Linked DNA regions of Homo sapiens: region 2 is linked to region 1. The links are chromatin loops, found by intact Hi-C in ENCODE. Cell type or tissue: heart left ventricle. All regions are shown on one strand. Each heading gives the region's core, and the rest is flanking DNA. Links, peaks and the distances in the headings are about the cores only. Region 1 has its middle 7.9 kb from the start of SMU1. Region 2 overlaps B4GALT1 (beta-1,4-galactosyltransferase 1).

What was found. Hi-C counts contacts between places; a loop is a spot of excess contacts. Peaks named below come from ENCODE experiments on the same cell type or tissue, not always from the same donor. Only the 100,000 strongest peaks of a DNase experiment are listed, where the experiment ranks them.
Region 2: it touches region 1 in a loop (7-fold over the local background); 51 of 110 quality-filtered maps call a loop at or near these places.

The regions. Positions count from the first base shown.
Region 1 is chr9:33,077,925-33,091,234 of GRCh38, reverse strand. No RefSeq gene overlaps it. Among named protein-coding and RNA genes, the nearest start is that of SMU1, 7.9 kb to the right of the region's middle. RefSeq lists an enhancer at 8,538-8,587. In heart left ventricle, for the core only: a CTCF peak has its summit at 9,789 (motif pointing left); no DNase peak of the experiment used is centred there; H3K27ac peaks cover 434 bases.
Region 2 is chr9:33,157,304-33,162,303 of GRCh38, reverse strand. All of the region lies in intron 1 of B4GALT1 (beta-1,4-galactosyltransferase 1), which reads left to right. Among named protein-coding and RNA genes, the nearest start is that of B4GALT1-AS1, 7.1 kb to the left of the region's middle. RefSeq lists enhancers at 200-1,194, 1,214-1,343, 2,762-2,901, 2,932-3,111, 3,222-3,281. In heart left ventricle, for the core only: no CTCF peak of the experiment used is centred there; DNase peaks (open chromatin) are centred at 1,083, 2,324 and 2,903; H3K4me3 peaks cover 597 bases; H3K27ac peaks cover 5,000 bases.

The DNA.
Region 1 (13,310 bases), core at 7,232-12,231:
TTCTATGGCTGCATAGTATTCCATGGTGCATATGTGCCACGTTTTCTTAATCCAGCCTGTCATTGATGGACATTTGGGTTGATTCCAAGTCTTTGCTATTGTGAATAGTGCTGCAATAAACATACGTGTGCATGTGTCTTTATAGCAGCACGATTTATAATCCCTTGGGTATATACCCAGTAATGGGATGGCTGGGTCAAATGGTATTTCTAGTTCTAGATCCTTGAGGAATCGCCACACTGTCTTCCACAATGGTTGAACTAGTTTACAGTCCCACCAACAGTGTAAAAGCGTTCCTATTTCTCCACATCCTCTCCAGCACCTGTTGTTTCCTGACTTTTTAATGTTCGCCATTCTAACTGGTGTGAGATGGCATCTCGTTGTGGTTTTGATTTGCATTTCTTTGATGGCCAGTGATGATGGGCATTTTTTTGGGTGTCTGTTGGCCGCATAAATGTCTCCTTTTGAGAAGTGTCTGTTCATATCCTTTGTGTAATTTTTGATGGGGTTGTTTGATATTTTCTTGTAAATTTGTTTAAGTTCTTTGTAGATTCTGGATATTAGCCCTTTGTCAGATAGGTAGATTGTAAAAATTTTCTCCCATTCTGTATGTTGCCTGTTCACTCTGATGGTAGTGTCTTTCGCTGTGCAGAAGCTCTTTAGTTTAATTAGATCCCATTTGTCAATTTTGGCTTTTGTTGCCATTGCTTTTGGTGCTTCAGTCATGAAGTCCTTGTCCATGCCTATGGCCTGAATGGTATTGCCTAGGTTTTCTTCTAGGGTTTTTATGGTTTTAGGTCTAACATTTAAGTCTTTAATCCATCTTGAATTAATTTTTGTATAAGGTGTAAGGAAGGGATCCAGTTTCAGCTTTCTACATATGGCTAGCCAGTTTTCCCAGCACCATTTATTAAATAGGGAATCCTGTCCTCATTTCTTGTTTTTGTCAGGTTTGCCAAAGATCAGATAGTTGTAGATATGCAGCATTATTTCTGAGGGCTCTGTTCTGTTCCATTGGTCTATATCTCTGTTTTGGTACCAGTACCGTGCTGTTTTGGTTACTGTAGCCTTGTAGGATAGTTTGAAGTCAGGTAGCGTGATGTCTCCAGCTTTGTTCTTTTGGCTTAGGTTTGACTTGGCAATGCAGGCTCTTTTTTGGTTCCACATGAACTTTAAAGTAGTTTTTTCCAATTCTGTGTGGAAAGTCATTGGTAGCTTGATGGGGATGGCATTGAATCTGTAAATTACCTTGGGCAGTATGGCCATTTTCACGATATTGATGAGCATGGAATGTTCTTCCATTTGTTTGTGTCCTCTTTTATTCCGTTGAGCAGTGGTTTGTAGTTCTCCTTGAAGAGGTCCTTCACATCCCTTATAAGTTGGATTCCTAGGTCTTTTATTCTCTTTGAAGCAATTGTGAATGGGAGCTAACTCATGATTTGGCTCTCTGTTTGTCTGTTATTGGTGTATAGGAATGCTTGTGGTTTTTGCACATTGATTTTGTATCCTGAGACTTTGCTGAAGTTGCTGATCAGCTTAAGGAGATTTGGGGCTGAGACGATGGGGTTTTCTAAATATACAATCATGTCATCTGCAAACAGGGAAAATTTGACTTCCCCTTTTCCTAATCGAATACCCTTTATTTCTTTCTCCTGCGTGATTGTCCTGGCCAGAACTTCCAACACTAGGTTGAATAGGAGTGGTGAGAGAGGGCATCCCTGTCTAGTGCCAGTTTTCAAAGGGAATGCTTCCAGTTTTTGCCCATTCAGTATGATATTGGCTGTGGGTTTGTCATAAATAGCTCTTATTAACTTGAGATACGTCCCATCAATACCTAATTTATTGAGAGTTTTTAGCATGAAGGGCTGTTGAATTTTGTTGAAGGCCTTTTCTGCATCTATGGAAATAATCATGTGGTTTTTGTCTTCGGTTCTGTTTATATGCTGGATTACGTTTATTGATTTGCATATATTGAACCAGCCTTGTATCCCAGGGATGAAGCCCACTTGATCGTAGTGGATAACATTTTGATGTGCTGGTGGATTCAGTTTGCCAGTATTTTATTGAGGATTTTCGCATTGATGTTCATCAGAGATATTGGTCTAAAATTCTCTTTTTTTGTTGTGTCTCTGCAAGGCTTTTGTATCAGGATGATGCTGGCCTCATAAAATGAGTTAGGGAGGATTCCCTCTTTTTCTGTTGATCGGAATAGTTTCAGAAGGAGTGGTACCAGCTCCTCTTTGTACCTCTGGTAGAATTCGGCTGTGAATCTGTCTGGTCCTGGACTTTTTTTGGTTGGTAAGCTATTAATTATTGCCTCAATTTCAGAGCCTGTTATTGGTCTATTCAGGGATTCAACTTCTTCCTGGTTTAGTCTTGGGAGGGTGTATGTGTCCAGGAATTTGTCCATTTCTTCTAGATTTTCTAGTTTATTTGCATAGAGGTGTTTATAGTATTCTCTGATGGTAGTTTGTATTTCTGTGGGATCGGTGGTGATATCCCCTTTATCATTTTTTACTGCATCTATTTGATTCTTCTCTCTTTTCTTTATTAGTCTTGCTAGCGGTCTATAAATTTTGTTGATCTTTTCAAAAAACCACCTCCTCTATTCATTGATTTTTTGAAGGGTTTTTTGTGTCTCTATCTCCTTCAGTTCTGCTCTGATCTTAGTTATTTCTTGCCTTCTGCTAGCTTTTGAATGTGTTTGCTCTTGCTTCTCTAGTTCTTTGAATTGTGATGTTAGGGTGTCAATTTTAGATCTTTCCTGCTTTCTCTTGTGGGCATTTAGTGCTATAAATTTCCCTCTACACACTGCTTTAAATGTGTCCCGGAGATTCTGGTATGTTGGGTCTTTGTTCTCATTGGTTTCAAAGAACATCTTTATTTCTGCCTTCATTTTGTTATGTACCCAGTAGTCATTCAGGAGCAGGTTGTTCAGTTTCCATGTAGTTGAGTGGTTTTGAGTGAGTTTCTTAATCCTGAGTTCTGGTTTGATTGCACTGTGGTCTGAGAGACAGTTTGTTGTGATTTCTGTCCTTTTACATTTGCTGAGGAGTGCTTTACTTCCAACTATGTGGTCACTTTTGGAATAAGTGCAATGTGGTGCTGAGAAGAATGTATATTCTGTTGATTTGGGGTGGAGAGTTCTGTAGATGTCTATTAGGTCCGCTTGGTGCAGAGCTGAATTCAATTCCTGGATATCCTTGTTAACTTTCTGTCTCGTTGATCTGTCTAATGTTGACAGTGGGGTGTTAAAGTCTCCCATTATTATTGTGTGGGAGTCTAAGTCTCTTTGTAGGTCTCTAAGGACTTGCTTTATGAATCTGGGTGCTCCTGTATTGGGTGCATATATATTTAGGATAGTTAGCTCTTCTTGTTGAATTGATCCCTTTACCATTATGTAATGGCCTTCTTTTTCTCTTTTGATCTTTGTTGGTCTAAAGTCCATTTTATCAGAGACTAGGATTGCAACCCATGCTTTTTTTTTTGTTTTCCATTTGCTTGGTAGATCTTCCTCCATCCCTTTATTTTGAGCCTATGTGTGTCTCTGCACATGAGATAGGTCTCCTCAATACAGTACACTGATGGGTCTTGACTCTTTATCCAATTTGCCAGTCTGTGTCTTTTAATTGGAACATTTAGTCCATTTACATTAAAAGTTAATATTGTTATGTGTGAATTTGATCCTGCCATTATGATGTTAGCTGGTTATTTTGCTCGTTAGTTGATGCAGTTTCTTCCTAGCATCGATGATCTTTACAATTTGGCATGTTTTTGCAGTGGCTGGTACTGGTTGTTCCTTTGCATGTTTAGTGCTTCCTTCAGGAGCTCTTTTAGGGCAGGCCTGGTGGTGACAAAAATCTCTCAGCATTTGCTTGTCTGTAAAGGATTTTATTTCTCCTTCATTTATGAAGCTTAGTTTGGCTGGATATGAAATTCTGGGCTGAAAATTCTTCTCTTTAAGAATGTTGAATATTGGCCCCCACTCTCTTCTGGCTTTTAGAATATCTGCCAAGAGATCCACTGTTAGTCTGATGGGCTTCCCTTTGTGGGTAACCCGACCTTTCTCTCCGGCTGCCCTTAATATTTTTTCCTTCATTTCAACTTTGGTGAATCTGACAATTAGGTGTCTTGGAGTTGCTCTTCTCGAGGAGTATCTTTGTGGCGTTCTCTGTATTTCCTGAATTTGAATGTTGGCCTGCCTTGCTAGGTTGGGGAATTTCTCCTGGATAATATCCTGCAGAGTGTTTTCCAGCTTGGTTCCATTCTCCCCGTCACTTTCAGGTACACCAATCAGACATAGATTTGGTCTTTTCACATAGTCCCATATTTCTTGGAGGCTTTGTTTCTTTTTACTCTTTTTTCTCTAAACTTCTCTTCTTGCTTCATTTCATTCATTTGATCTTCAGTCACTGATACCCTTTCTTCCAGTTGATCGAATCGGCTACTGAAGCTTGTGCATGCGTCACGTAGTTCTTGTGCCATGGTTTTCAGTCCATCAGGTCATTTAAGGTCTTCTTTGCACTGTTTATTCTAGTTAGCCATTCATCTAATCTTTCTTCAAGGTTTTTAGCTCCTTTGTGATGAGTTTGAACTTCCTCCTTTAGCTCAGAGAAGTTTGTTATTACCGATTGTCTGAAGCCTTCTTCTCTCAACTCATCAAAGTCATTCCCCGTCCAGCTTTGTTCCGTTGCTGGTGAGGAGCTGTGTTACTTTGGAGGAGAAGATGTGCTCTGATTTTTAGAATTTTCAGCTTTTCTGCTCTGGTTTCTCCCCATCTTTGTGGTTTTATCTACCTTTGGTCTTTGATGGTGGTGATGTACAGATGGGGTTTTGGTGTGAATGTCCTTTCTGTTTGTTAGTTTTCCTTCTAATAGTCAGGACCCTCAGCTGCAGGTCTGTTGGAGTTTGCTGGAGGTCCACTCCAGACCCTGTTTGCCTGGGTATCACTAGCAGAGGCTGCAGAACAGCAAATATTGCAGAACGGCAAATGTTGCTGCCTAATCCTTCCTCTGGAAGGTTCGTCTCAGAGGGGCACCCGGCTGTACGACGTGTCAGTCTGCCCCTACTTGGAGGTATCTCCCAGTTAGGCTACTCGGGGGTCACAGACCCACTTGAGGAGGCAGTCTGTCCGTTCTTAGATCTCAAACTCTGTGCTGGGAGAACCACTACTCTCTTCAAAGCTGTCAGACAGGGACGTTTAAGTCTGCAGAAGTTTCTCCTGCCTTTTGTTCAGCTATGCCCTGCTCCCAGAGGTGGAGTCTACAGAGGCAGGCAGGCCTCCTTGAGCTGCGGTGGGCTCCACCCAGTTCGAACTTCCCAGCTGCTTTGTTTACCTAGTCAAGCCTCAGCAATGGCAGATGCCCCTCCCCCAGCCTCACTGCTGCCTTGCAGTTTGATCTCAGACTGCTGTGCTAGCAGTGAGTGAGGCTCTGTGGGCCTGGGACCCCCCCGAGCCACGCGCGGGATATAATCTCCTGGTGTGCCATTTACTAAGGCCATTGGAAAAGTATAGTATTAGGGTGGGAGTGTCCCGATTTTCCAGGTACCATCTGTCACGGCTTCCCTTGGCTAGGAAAGGGAATTCCCTGACCCCTTGTGCTTCCTGGGTGAGACAACACCCCACCTTGCTTTGGCTCACACTCTGTGGACTGCACCCACTGTCCAACAAGCCCCAGTGAGATGAACCTGGTACCTCAGTTGGAAATGCAGAAATCACCGTCTTCTGCGTCACTAACGCTGGGAGCTGTAGACTGGAGCTGTTCCTATTAGGCCATCTTGGAACCAGGAGCCCTTTTTTTTTTTTTTTTTTTTTTTTGAGACGGAGTTTTGCTCTTATAGCCCAGCCTGGAGTGCAACAGTGCAATCTCGGCTCACTGCAATCTCCACCTCCCAGGTTCAAGTGATTCTCCTGCCTCAGCCTCCTGAGTAGCTGGGATTACAGGTGCCTGCTACGACACCGGCTAATTTTTGTTTTTTATTTTTTTGAGATGGAGTCTCACTTTGTAGCCCAGGCTGGAGTGCAGTGGCGTGATCTTGGCTCACTGCAAGCTCTGCCTCCTGGGTTCATGCCATTCTCCTGCCTCAGCCTCCCGAGTAGCTGGGACTACAGGCACCCACACCACGCCCGGCTAATTTTTTGTATTTTTAGTAGAGACGGGGTTTCACCGTGTTAGCCAGGATGGTCTCAATCTCCTGACCTTGTGATCCACCCGCCTTGGCCTCCCAAAGTGCTGGGATTACAGGGGTAAGCCACCATGCCCAGCCCAGGGCTTCTTATTTTGGCTAGCCCTAAACTTCAATAACTGTCCTCCTGTTTAAAAAAGCCATCTTCCTCTGGTCATTCATTCGAGCATGGACAAATTCCCTCCAGGTAAAAAGTAGTCCCAAACACCAATTTATTATCTCTTCTATGCCTATAAGCAGATTTGTTTCTTATTTTCCAGTTGTCCTCATGAGGGGGCTGGACCAAATTGCAAGAAGTGAAACTCTGTTTAACCTGCTGAGTCTCCATTTCCTCTAGATGAAGAACTAGGTAAGCCTCTTGGATTTGGCAACAGGAAAATCATCAGTGACTTTGACATGAGAAGACCTCAGGGAATAGTAGAGATGAAAGTCAGATTGGAATAGGGTGGGCGTGAACAGATTGAGGGAGTACAAACAGCATTTTGGGGGCAACTCTTTCTAGAAGTTTGGCTATGAAGGAAAGCAAAGAAATGAGGTGGAGTATGAAGAGAAATGATATAGGTCAAGGAAGAATTTTAAGAGTGAGAGAGACCAGATCATGTTTGTATGCTGATGGGAACGCCTATGCTGATGCATGTATTTCCCATCCTCATGACAGGTATGTTTCTCACAGTAAATTAACAAGCTGGCTTTCTATGTCTGCCTTACTACTGTTTTAATTAGCATGAGTCAGAGCCCAGGGTCTCAGCTCTAATCAGCTTTTTTTATTCACCATCGCCCAGGCTGGACTGCAGTGGCATGATCTTGGTTTGCTGCAACCTCTGCCTCCCAGGTTCAAGCAATTCTCCTGCCTCAGCCTCCCGAGTAGTTGGGATTACAAGCGCCTGCCACCACACCCGGCTGATTTTTGTATTATTAGTAGAGATGGGGTTTCACCATGTTGGCTAGGCTGGTCTCGAACTCCTGACCTCATGTGATCCACCCGCCTCAGCCACCCTAAGTGCTGGGGTTATAAGCGTGAACCACCACGCCTGGCCTAAACAGCCTTTCTTATCACATCCACAGTCACTTCCATTTCTTTCTCTTTTCACTCCTACCTCATCCTCAGCCCCAGAGCAAGCCCCCACCCAACTCTCACATGATCGGATGCTCCTGACTGAGCTTCCTGCCATCAGGACCATCAGTTTCCAGCCCCCTTTTCATGAAGCTACCAGAGCCATTCACATTTATTGTGTGTCAGGCACTGTTCCATGTGTTGGGCACTCAAACGTGGAAATTTAAACATGTCACCCCCCTACTTAGTCATACCTCTTGCTCCCCAACCCCATTTTCTTTTTCTTTTAATTATTATTATACTTTAAGTTCTAGGGTACACGTGCACAACGTGCAGGTTTGTTACATATGTATACATGTGCCATGTTGGTGTGCTGCACCCATTAACTCATCATTTACATTAGGTATTTCTCCTAATGCTATCCCTCTCCCCTCCCCTCACCCCACGACAGGCCCTGGTGTGTGATGTTCCCCACCTCATGTCCAAGTGTTCTCATTGTTCAATTCCCACCTATGAGTGAGAACATACGGTGTTTGGTTTTCTGTCCTTGCGATAGTTTGCTCAGAATGATGCCCAACCCCATTTTCTAACCTATCTCTCCAACCTCACCCTCCTCACCCTTGGTTTCGCCTCCGCAGCAGGCTGCTACATGAGGTAAGGCTGGCCTGTGTGGGAAAGAGATGCTTGGGTTGCAGACGGTGGGGGCTCTGAGCATCAGAGCTTGAATGTTTGGTCTGGGCCAGCTGGCCCAGTGGCACTCAGTGCCTGGGCAGCCTCTGTTTTCCTTGGCTGAGATCCCCTGGGGCACCATTTGAGCCAGAACTACAGTTCCAGGAGATGAAGGTAGGACAGGCATCCTGGACTGGTGAGCCAGGGCTGGGCTGTGCCAGGGCCTTTGTTTCTAACTTGGTAGAGGCTTTGTGCTTCTGTCCTTTTTCTAAGAACTGTGGATGTGCCACGTGGGCACCACAGTGACCAGAGTCAACAAGAAAAACAATACCCGGGGGAAAATCTTACTTCCTTAAGCCACAGGATTGTGGGGGTGTGTGTCTTTGTGTGCGTCAAAGTTTCCATGTCTGCCACATTATTTTATGTGTTTCTGTATATGCATGTCTTACCTGTGTATGTGCACATGCCTATATGTGTATTTCTTACCTGTTCCTGTGTGTGTATCTTTAGTGACCACAGGGTGGGGTCGCCGAAAGCCACATTTTATCAAAGTACTTCTCTTCTCACTATACATGATAGGAAGGAAGAAAGAAAGGGGAACTGTGAGCTTGCCAGACACCCCCAAAACTGTTCATTGCAATTAGAGAATGGAGGATCCCAGACGGCTCCAAGGGTAGGGATAAAATGGGGAACGAGGCTGGAACCCTCCCCTCTGTCTTGTGAAAGATCAAGCATCCCAGGCATACAAATTTAAGACTTATTCTGTGCCCTAGAGTCCCTGGAAAGTAGAAAAGCAGTCTGAGTAGGGAGATGAGAGATGCTATTTTAGAAAAAGGACAACAGTGGGAAAGCACTTTCCCTGTGGGGAAAGTGCAGGTAGCTGCTGGCACTCTTGCGGCCTGGCCCTGTGTATTCTGTTTGTACAGATCCCAGATCAAAGGTGTGCTAAGGGAAGCCTCTGGAACCACAAATGCTAACAAGTCGTGGTGTGGGAAACAGGTCCCCATTTGAGCGCCAGCCTTGAGGGAGGAACCCTTTCTGTGTAAATAAAGGAGATGCTGGCTACACACACCGTAGCAGCTTTGCATCACGGAGGCTGAACTGGCCAATGAGACATGGACAGGGATTTCAGGGGTCCAGACAAAGTGGACTACTGGAGACCAGCCAGCTTCCAGCTGGTGGAGCATGAGCAGGGTACAAGCCCATCTGTGACAGCAGTATCACACTAAAGAGAGGAGTTCCTCACTCCAAAACAGACCAGTTTTAGACTTTATTTTGACTTATAGTATTTATTTTCTTATTGTGGTAAGAAGCATAAATAATAGAAGGGCTTTGACATCTTAATATATAATAATAGGCCAGGTATGATGGCTCACACCTGCAATCCCAACACTTTGGGAAGCCGAGGAGGGAGAATGGCTTGAGGCCAGAAGTTCAAGACCAGCCTGGGCAACATAGCAAGACGCTATCTCTACAACAACAACAACGACAACAACAACAACAATAACAACAAACTCTTACTTAGTGCTCGCTACATGCCAGGCACTGTTGTGTTTTGTATGAATTAACTCATTTAACTCTCATAACTTAAAATTCATGTTCTGCAAAAAGCACATAGAATTATGTGATTTTTTTCTCTGCTTTGCCTTATTATATCCTGTTAGAAGAAACTGGTCTAGTTTAATAGAAAATAAAACGAACCTTTTGCCCCATTTTGGCACTCAAATATTGACTTTCCCTTCTACAGTACTTCCTTTATCCGCAGGACCAAGAATCTCTCTCCCCTCCACCTCTTTTCCTTAACCAGTTAGACATTTGGAGGCTAGGTTTACAATGGTAGTTTTTCTGTGACTGTCCTGCCCTCTGCTGGATTCAAGAGATAGATTGCTGATACATGGACTTATGGGAGGGGGCCCATTTACCGGAAAGCAGGGCGGATCAGGAGACCGGATTTCCCTCGGGGTTACTTTTGTTCACTAGAAATTTGGTCTAGGAGGTTGTGATCCAGCCTGTGAGTATGCGGTGGAAAGATTCTTGGTGAATACAACTGCCTGGTTTAGAGTTTAGAAGTTGTCTGTGTGTGTGCCTGCTTGTTTCTTTATTTATATATGGATGGAGAGATGTGAGAGACCTCATTTGTCTAGTGTTAAAAACAAAATTTCTATACAAATTGATCTTTAGGAATTGGCAAAATTTATCAACTTGTGAACAAGAGATCAGCAAGGTGACAAAAGCTATACTTTTGGGTATGGGAAAAGCATGGAAATGGATGGATTGTTGGAATACAGAATACTTACATAAGCAACCAGTTCAGGAAGGAAAAAAATCCTCCCCAACTAGGTAAAGATTGTAATTTCTTATACATGGTAACAAAAACATCATATTCCACTTTTTTATTACAGAATAAACATGAATGAGGAGGGTTTGCAATGCCAGCAGCATCGACTGTCAATCAGGGGTTAAAAATCCAATATATCGAAGAAGCAAAGGATAGGTATACCTCTGTGGCTGCTTGCTAGTCATGATAAAGTTTCATTTCTCAAGAATGGTGCCCATGATCACATTGACGTGAATGCATAAACCACGGGCACAGCAGCAAATAACAAGTTCTGACTTGAAACAGGCTACTTGGCACCAGGGATTATGTCAAGCAGCATGTGATGCAGACAGAGTATAGTTTACACTCCCCACCCTCCACTGCCCCACGTTTTCTTTCTTTCTTTTTTATTTTTATTTTTATTTTTTGAGACGGAGTCTCACTGTGTCACCCAGGCTAAAGTGCAATGGTGCAATCTCGTCTCAGGCCAACCTCCGCCTTCCGGGCTCAAGCGAATCTCTTCCCTTAGCCTCCTGAGTAGCTGGGATTACAGGCATGTGCCACCATGCCCAGCTAATTTTTGTATTTTTGGTAGAGATGGGGGGGTTTCACTATGTTGGCCAGGCTGGTCTCGAACTCCTGACCTCAGATGATCCACCCACCTTGGCCTCCCAAAGTGCTGGGATTACAGGCGTGAGCCACCATGCCTAGCCTATTTTAATTTTATTATTATTATTATTTTCTTTAGAGACAGGGTCTCACTTTGTCTCCCAGGCTGGAGCGCAGTGGTGCGATCATGGCTCACTGCAGCCTCAAACTCCTGGGCTCAAGCCAATCCTCCCGCCTCAGCCTCCCAAGTTGCTGGAACTACGGGCGTGTGCCACCATGCCAGGCTAATTTTTCTGTGAAGAAGGGGTCTCTTGCTATGTTGTCCAGCCTTGTCTTGAGCTCCTGGTCTCAAGCAATTTTCCCACCTTGGCTTCCCAAAGTACAGGGATTATAGGTGTGAGCCACCACACCTGGCCAATCAATATGTGCTATTTTTTAGAGAAAAATTAATCAATTTAATTGTACCTGTAATTGACTGAATAAAAGGAAACTGAAGTGAAACCAAAAGAATTGTTGAACTTATGTAAATGTTTCTTTATCACAAAATATATTATTTTCTAAAAGATCTTTCCAAGGTTAAAAAAGGAGAGTAAGAAAAGTATTAAGGGATTGGAGTTATTATTTTGGAGCAATGACTAATAGGCATCTCTTTAACATGTTCTCAATACTATTAGGCTCAAGGACCTCCAAATCTCTTGTAACATCCCTTTTAGTGTTCTGAAATTCATAAGTAATATAATCTACTTACACATTGGGAGGCCAAGGCGGGCGGATCACTTGAGGTCAGGTGTTCGAGACCAGCCTGGCCAACATGGCGAAACCCGTCTCTACTAAAAATACAAAAATTTGCTGGGCATGGTGGTGCGTGCCTGTAATCACAGCTACTTGGGAAGCTGAGGCAGAAGAATCACTGGAACCCAGGAGGCAGAGGTTGCAGTGAGCTGAGATGGTGCCACTGCACTCCAGCCTAGGCAACAGAGTGAGACTCTGTCTTAAAAAAGAAAGAAAAATCTACTTACGCAGATAATGAAAAAATCAATATAATGCTAAATATATAGGAAAAATAAAAATAAATTAATTTGTTATAAAATAGAGTAATATGTAGTTCAATATCAAAATCCTAGGGTGTTACTACAAAAGACATAATGAAGCAATAAGATGCTCACATCTATAAATAATGAACAAGCTTGGATGTAATAGGAGTCATAAGAAGAGAAGCCATTCCATTCAAAATGAAAGCAGAGGTGTGGTGGATATTAGAATAAAACCTGGTGTTAAGTAATCATAGAGAAGATTTATTTGTATAAACAAAATAGAGAAGTAACCTGAATTTAAGAGTAACATGACAAGTACTAGGTAGAGAAAATGAGGACATATGCTATTGTTGCGATGAGCTGGGTCTTCTTTTCAAGGAAGAAGTTATAATAATTTTGTGCTGTTATGGGATAGAATAGTGAAGGAGTATCTCATAAACCATATAACCCATGTTGATATCTCACTACATGTCAAGGCAAGCATGGAGACTCTAAAACATTTGAAACCTTGGAGACCATGTCCTTCAAGAATTGATAGGAAATAGAGGATGATTTGACAAAAGAAGCAGTATTTAAGAGGTTATGGACAAGTTGTATGGCAGACCTTTAGGCACAGAATCAGATAAGACTGAAAGCCATCAGGAAATCTACAAATACATCATTTCAATATGTAATTTCGGAACACAGATTTATTTTATTTATTTATTTATTTATTATTTTTTGGTCACTCGGTCACCCAGGGTGGAGTGCAGTGGTTCGATCTCTCCTCACTGCAACCTCTGCCTCCCGGGTTCAAGGGATTCTCCTGCCTCAGTCTCCCGAGTAGCTGGGATTACAGATGCACACCTATCTGCCTGGCAAATTTTCTTATTTTTAGTAGAGACGGGGTTTCACCATGTTGGCCAGGCTGGTCTCCAACTCCTGAACTCAGGTGATCCACCCGCCTCAGCCTCCCAAAGTGCTGAGATTACAGGCGTGAGCCACCACGCCTGGCCAGATTTATTATTACTGTGCTGCAAATAATTTTTACAATTTATATACAACAGCAATAAAATATTTAAAAATAGGTTTTATGTATGAAGTTCACTGATATCTCTACATTTCATTTGTCACTACAAATGTAATAATGTGTTTGACCTAAAGTCCCGTGACAGGGCGTGGTGGCTCATGCCAGTAATCCCAGCACTTTGGGTGGCTGAGGTGGGAGGATTGCTTGAGCTGGAGGGGTCGAGGCTGCAGTGTGCCACGATCGAGACACTGCACTCCAGCATGGGCAACAAAGCGAGTCCTTGATTCAAAAAAACGCAAAACCAACCAACCAACCAAAATCCTCAATTAACTCTTCCTATAAATTTTGGCTAGTGTTATGTTGGTTTTGAATGTATTAATATCCCATCAGGTATTGCATATTCAGCCTCATCTTAAATCTAATCAACTAATT
Region 2 (5,000 bases), core at 1-5,000, 78 kb before region 1:
TCACTCCCCTCCCTCCTTCATTTCTTCCTTTCTTCTTTCAGAAACTCCAAGTTCATATCAAAATTCTCCAGCCCTGGTTTTATTTGGTTGTGTGAAAATTTTCCTCTAATTTCTGAAGCTATGCATTAGTTCTGCTGAGTAATCTTTAACTTGCTGCTTTATAATGATTATAATGAGATATCACTGGGTATTATGGTCTTTGGGTAGCAGCAGGGTAGGGATTTCCAGGCTGGGACTAAGCTAATTTATGGGTTGGGAATTATGGGGCAGTTAATAGCAAGGCAGTCCAAGCTTTCCACAGATTCCACCCTAGGGACCATCCAGACTTAAGGAACAGGGCCGGCAGGCTCATCCCCTTTGCACTCAGCTGGGCTATGGGTGTGTGTTTGTGAAAGAGGTTTATTCAGTAGTCATACCTGCTGATTTCCCTGCTATCTGTTTACCCAGTGCCTCCTGTACCTTGTTTCTTACTCTTTGTTCTCTGCTCTTACTATGAAGAAGCAGAGACTGGAATTCTGCTTGAACCCACATCTACCTGGAAATTCCAGTTTTTCTTGTCCAGTGGAGCAGCAATCCAGTTGTTTTAGGACAAATGGTCTGCCCTTGAAGCTTAAATCCTTTGAGGGCCTGGCATGGTGACAGTTTTACATTTGGCTTTGGTATAGACTGGTGTGGTCCCTGGGCAGTGAGGTCACTGTAAGGCCAGCCAGCCAGACCCTGGCTCCTAGGGGAATTAACAAGGCATGGGATTAGACTCACAGGGTCCCTCCTGTCCCTAAACTTGGTAGGGGTTCCTGGGAGCCAGACTGCGATTAAGATTGTAGAGACCTGAGACCTGAGTTGTAGGGGCCTCTGTGTTGATCTGGGCCATTGCCGGGTGAGCTGAGGCGGTCACTAGCTCAAGGAGTGATCTCAGGATATTGTTCTGTAAGTCAGAGACCTCCAGGTTGGAGAGTGGGGCTTGGGGGTGGGGGACAGGGTTTAGTGGGGAGCTGGTTCTGGGTGAATGTGGCCTAAAGGGATTTGTCCTTAGAAGACAGAGGGGTGAGTCACACACTCAGTGCTTCAGGTTCCACTTTGCGGCTTGGCCTCAGCCCGCCCCTTCCCTGCACAAATGAAGGCCAGGGGCTATATAATTGGCTGTTGCTGAATTCTTTGGCAGTGATTTTAAAGTCTGGTCTGGGTGTGTTATGTAGCTGCTTCTCTATCCACTCCCCACACCCGCTGCTTCTCCAGAGCCCCTCACAAAGCCCAGGCAGAGAGAGAGAGAGAGAGAGAGAGAATGACTTGCCTCACAGAGATGTTGGGGATAGGGATAGGGGTATGGGTCTTTGCTTTTGCCTTTTGAGGGGGGATAATCTCTTCCTTCATTTTAAAAGTAAAAAGTAATGCAGGCTCATTGAAAATAATTTGAAAAGTTGAAAGAGATATAAAAGCACACCCAAATTCCTATCACCCAAAAGAAACATACCGGCATATTTCCTACTAGTCTTTTTCATGTTTAAGAATATAGCTGATATATTTTTTTTTCTTTTTCTTTTTGAGACAGGGTTTTTGCTCTGTCACCCAGGCTGGAGTGCAGTGATCACGGCTCACTGCAGCCTCGACCTCTCGGGCTAAGCGATTCTCCCACTTCAGTCTCCCGAGTTGCTGGGACCACAGGTGCACACCGCCATGCCTGACTAATTTTTGTATTTTTTGTAGAGATGGGGTTTTGCCATGTTGCCTAGGCTGGTCTCGAACTCCAGAGCTCAAGTGATTCACCTGCCTTGGCCTCCCAAAGCGCTGGGATTATAGGTGTCAGTCACCACACCCAGTGTTATAGCTGTTGTCTTTATAGATGAACAGATAGATTGACATAGATTCATGTAGATAGCCTGGTGTTCAGCATTTTTCATTTAAGATTCTGTCACAGACTTGACCCTATACCTTTAAAAATCACAAAGGCAGTATCATAGTCTGTCAGCTGAATATGCCATAACTTAAAAAAATCATTCAACTGTTGCTGAACACACACATATACATATATAGTTTTTGTTTTTTCTTAGTGATGTAGTGATGCTTGTGCAGAAAGCTTTATGTACTTTTTGGATGGTTTCTGTAGGAGAGCTTTCTAAAAAAGGAAAAAAAGTGTTGAATGTTTTTTGAGAAGGGCTAGATTTTCAAGCCAGTCTTACAAAAGGATAGACTCATTGGAAATTCCAGATTTGCTTAGTGCTGGCAGATGAGTATCACTTATTGCTGAACAATGTGTCTAGAATTCTGATTAAAAAAGAAACTAGGTCCAGGAAGTGCCTGGGGGCAGGGGCAAAGGGCCAGGCTGCAGGATAGGCTCTTAGGATCTGGCTGAGCAGAAATCTGCTGTGAACAGAATCGGTGGGGGTGATGCTTTCTCAGTAACTTCTCCATTTGTTTCTTTAGCAGCTAAGTCCCTGTGCTGGACTTCTGTGGACTACTGTGGCTCTGGGGCTGTGGTTGTGGGTGAACAACAGCTAGCTAAACCAGTGCTGTTGACATCATTGAGATGTGACGCACAGGAAGGTGGGAGCAAGCTTGCAAATCAGATTCTGAAACATATAGCACAGCTCTCCCACCTCCAGGTGGTCCTGAGATCTAGGGAGGAGCCATAGTGAGAAACTTTAGGTTTCTAGGAATTCTCTTAGGGAGAAGCTCTCTTAGGGAGAGGCAGAACCTGGTTCTCAGTTGGGGCTGATTCAGGTGGGTTAGATCAATAAAGCCTCAGGCCAGTGTGCCAGGCTATTCCCAAGGAGTATACTTTGAAGTTACTCCCTTTAGAATGTCCTCAGTGGAGATAAATTCTCTCTGAGGAGCAGTTTTGTCTGCCGGGGTCATTTGGCACAAAGCCTGGAGTGCTAGGGCGAGGTTGCACTGAGGGAAGGGGCAGGATTATGTCAGCAGTGTGACGGATACAGTGTGAGGTCAGGCTCCTTCCTGCCCCACCACGGGGGCCTAGAGGTCATGGGGAGGGTCCCTGGCAGGGGATTCAATCATTGCTTGGCCCCATGACAGAGTATATTCTAAAAATGCCTTAAGTTTTTTTCTTTCAAAGTTTCTTCCTGTTTTGCATAATGGCCTTTTGCCTTTGACATCCTGAAACCGCAGAGCTGTCATTGGTGTTGCAGGACACTGCCAGCTTGAAAAAAATCAACAACAAAAAAAGAAACAGGAAAGGATGTGGAGTTCAGGGTGCGGCCTAGGGAAGCTGGTATTTGCGTTATGGGATTGTGGGGATGTGGTATTAAGGTGTTGGGTAGCGCCTGACATTTAGAGGAGTACTCTGGGCAGAGTCCCTGCCTGCCCAAGAATAGGTAGAATTGAGTCTTCACACCAAAGTCAGGAGAGACCCCCTCCCCCCAGGAAGAGAATGAACAGGGACTCATTTCCTCATTCAGCAAACTTTTATTGGTAACTACACTATATGAAGTGTGAGAGATAGACATGAACAAGAGAGGCCCCCACTCTTGGGCAGTCCCTTAGTAGTAGTAGATAGACTCTGGCAATATGGTGTGGTCAGAGAGAGGAAGCCTGGGTGCTTTGAGGGTACTGAGGAGGTGCAGGGAGCCAAATGGGTGGTCTGGGCCAGGGCCAGAGTCAGAATGAAGGACCTCTCTTCCAGACGTTGATTTTAGCATCTCTGTCTCTCAGTATGTTTGAACAGTCTCCCTTATTGGAAGGGCAGGAGTCTACTGCTAAAAGTAACCTGCGATTTCCTCTACTTGCTGTCATGTGGAAAGAATACTAAAGCTGAAATTCCAAAAGTTGCACACCTTTACCAGCAGGGCAGGAGAGGAAAGGAAATGGAGGCAGAGTGAGCTGAAGATGATAAAAGAAAGAGAAGGTGGTGCAGTTTGGACTGTTATGGACAGAGGAAGTCTGAGGGTAGCTGGACTGAGGGATCAAAGGGAGGCAGTTGAAAGGGAAGAGAGCTGCAGAGAGGGATTTCTTGGTCTGCAGAGGGTAGGAGCAAGCCTTGAAGGCTGCTGGAGTGAGGATTCCGAGCCCTGGTCTTTATTCTTTTTCTAATTCATTACATCATTTTAGGCAAGTCCTAACTCCTTTGGTCTCTGTTGTCTTTCTGAAATTTGAGTGGGCTGGGCCTGCTGGTCTTTAGCCTCTGTCTTTCTCTACCTCCTAGATTCCAGTTTGGCGAGTGGGGGGGAAAACCTGGTTGTATATGCAACGTGAAAGGCCTCTGGAATTCCTTTTGAAGCTCACTACCCATGAGGCTTCTGCTAAGGATTTCATCATGTCTGTCTAAGCAGACATAAAAATTTTAGCAGGTGGATGACCCGTAGAAATGGCACAAGGAATGTTTCTTTCTGTCACACTGTGGTATTTGATTTAAGAAAGTTGTTATCCTCTCTGTGCCTCAGTGTTCTCACTTGTAAAATGGCAATAACAGTATCCACCTCATAGATGTTATGAAATACAGGTAGTAGCCACGAAAGGGCTTAAAACAGTGCCTAACACAGAATAAGTTGTGAATATATGTTATTTATTATTGGTAGTATAATGCTTATTTGTGAAGATTTTGGCTTTTGCTTTATAGGACCTTTTTTTTTTTTAGTTGAAAATACAATGTTACCATGTTAAATGTTAAAAAAAATTCTACTTACCATTGTAACAGAACATGCTCCCACTTCTGTAACAGAGCTTGCTATTACTTTTCAAATGCATACATATTCCAATGCATATATTCCAATGCAGTTGTAGAGTGAAACTGTTTGCATGCAGCCATTTTTATCCAACATTATCTTATAAAATGTTATGTTGTTTATGATTATCCTAATTATCTTTTGTTGCTGTCTAGTATCCTTATAGATATTCCATTAGCATACACTATTCCAGGTTTCACTATCGTCGATAATCTAGATATGAACATTTTTGTAGTGTGTAGCTCTTTGCTTCAGTTGAATTACTTTCCTGGGATAAATTCCTGGGGAAGAATTTCTAGGCCAGAGGATATGGTCATCTTGACA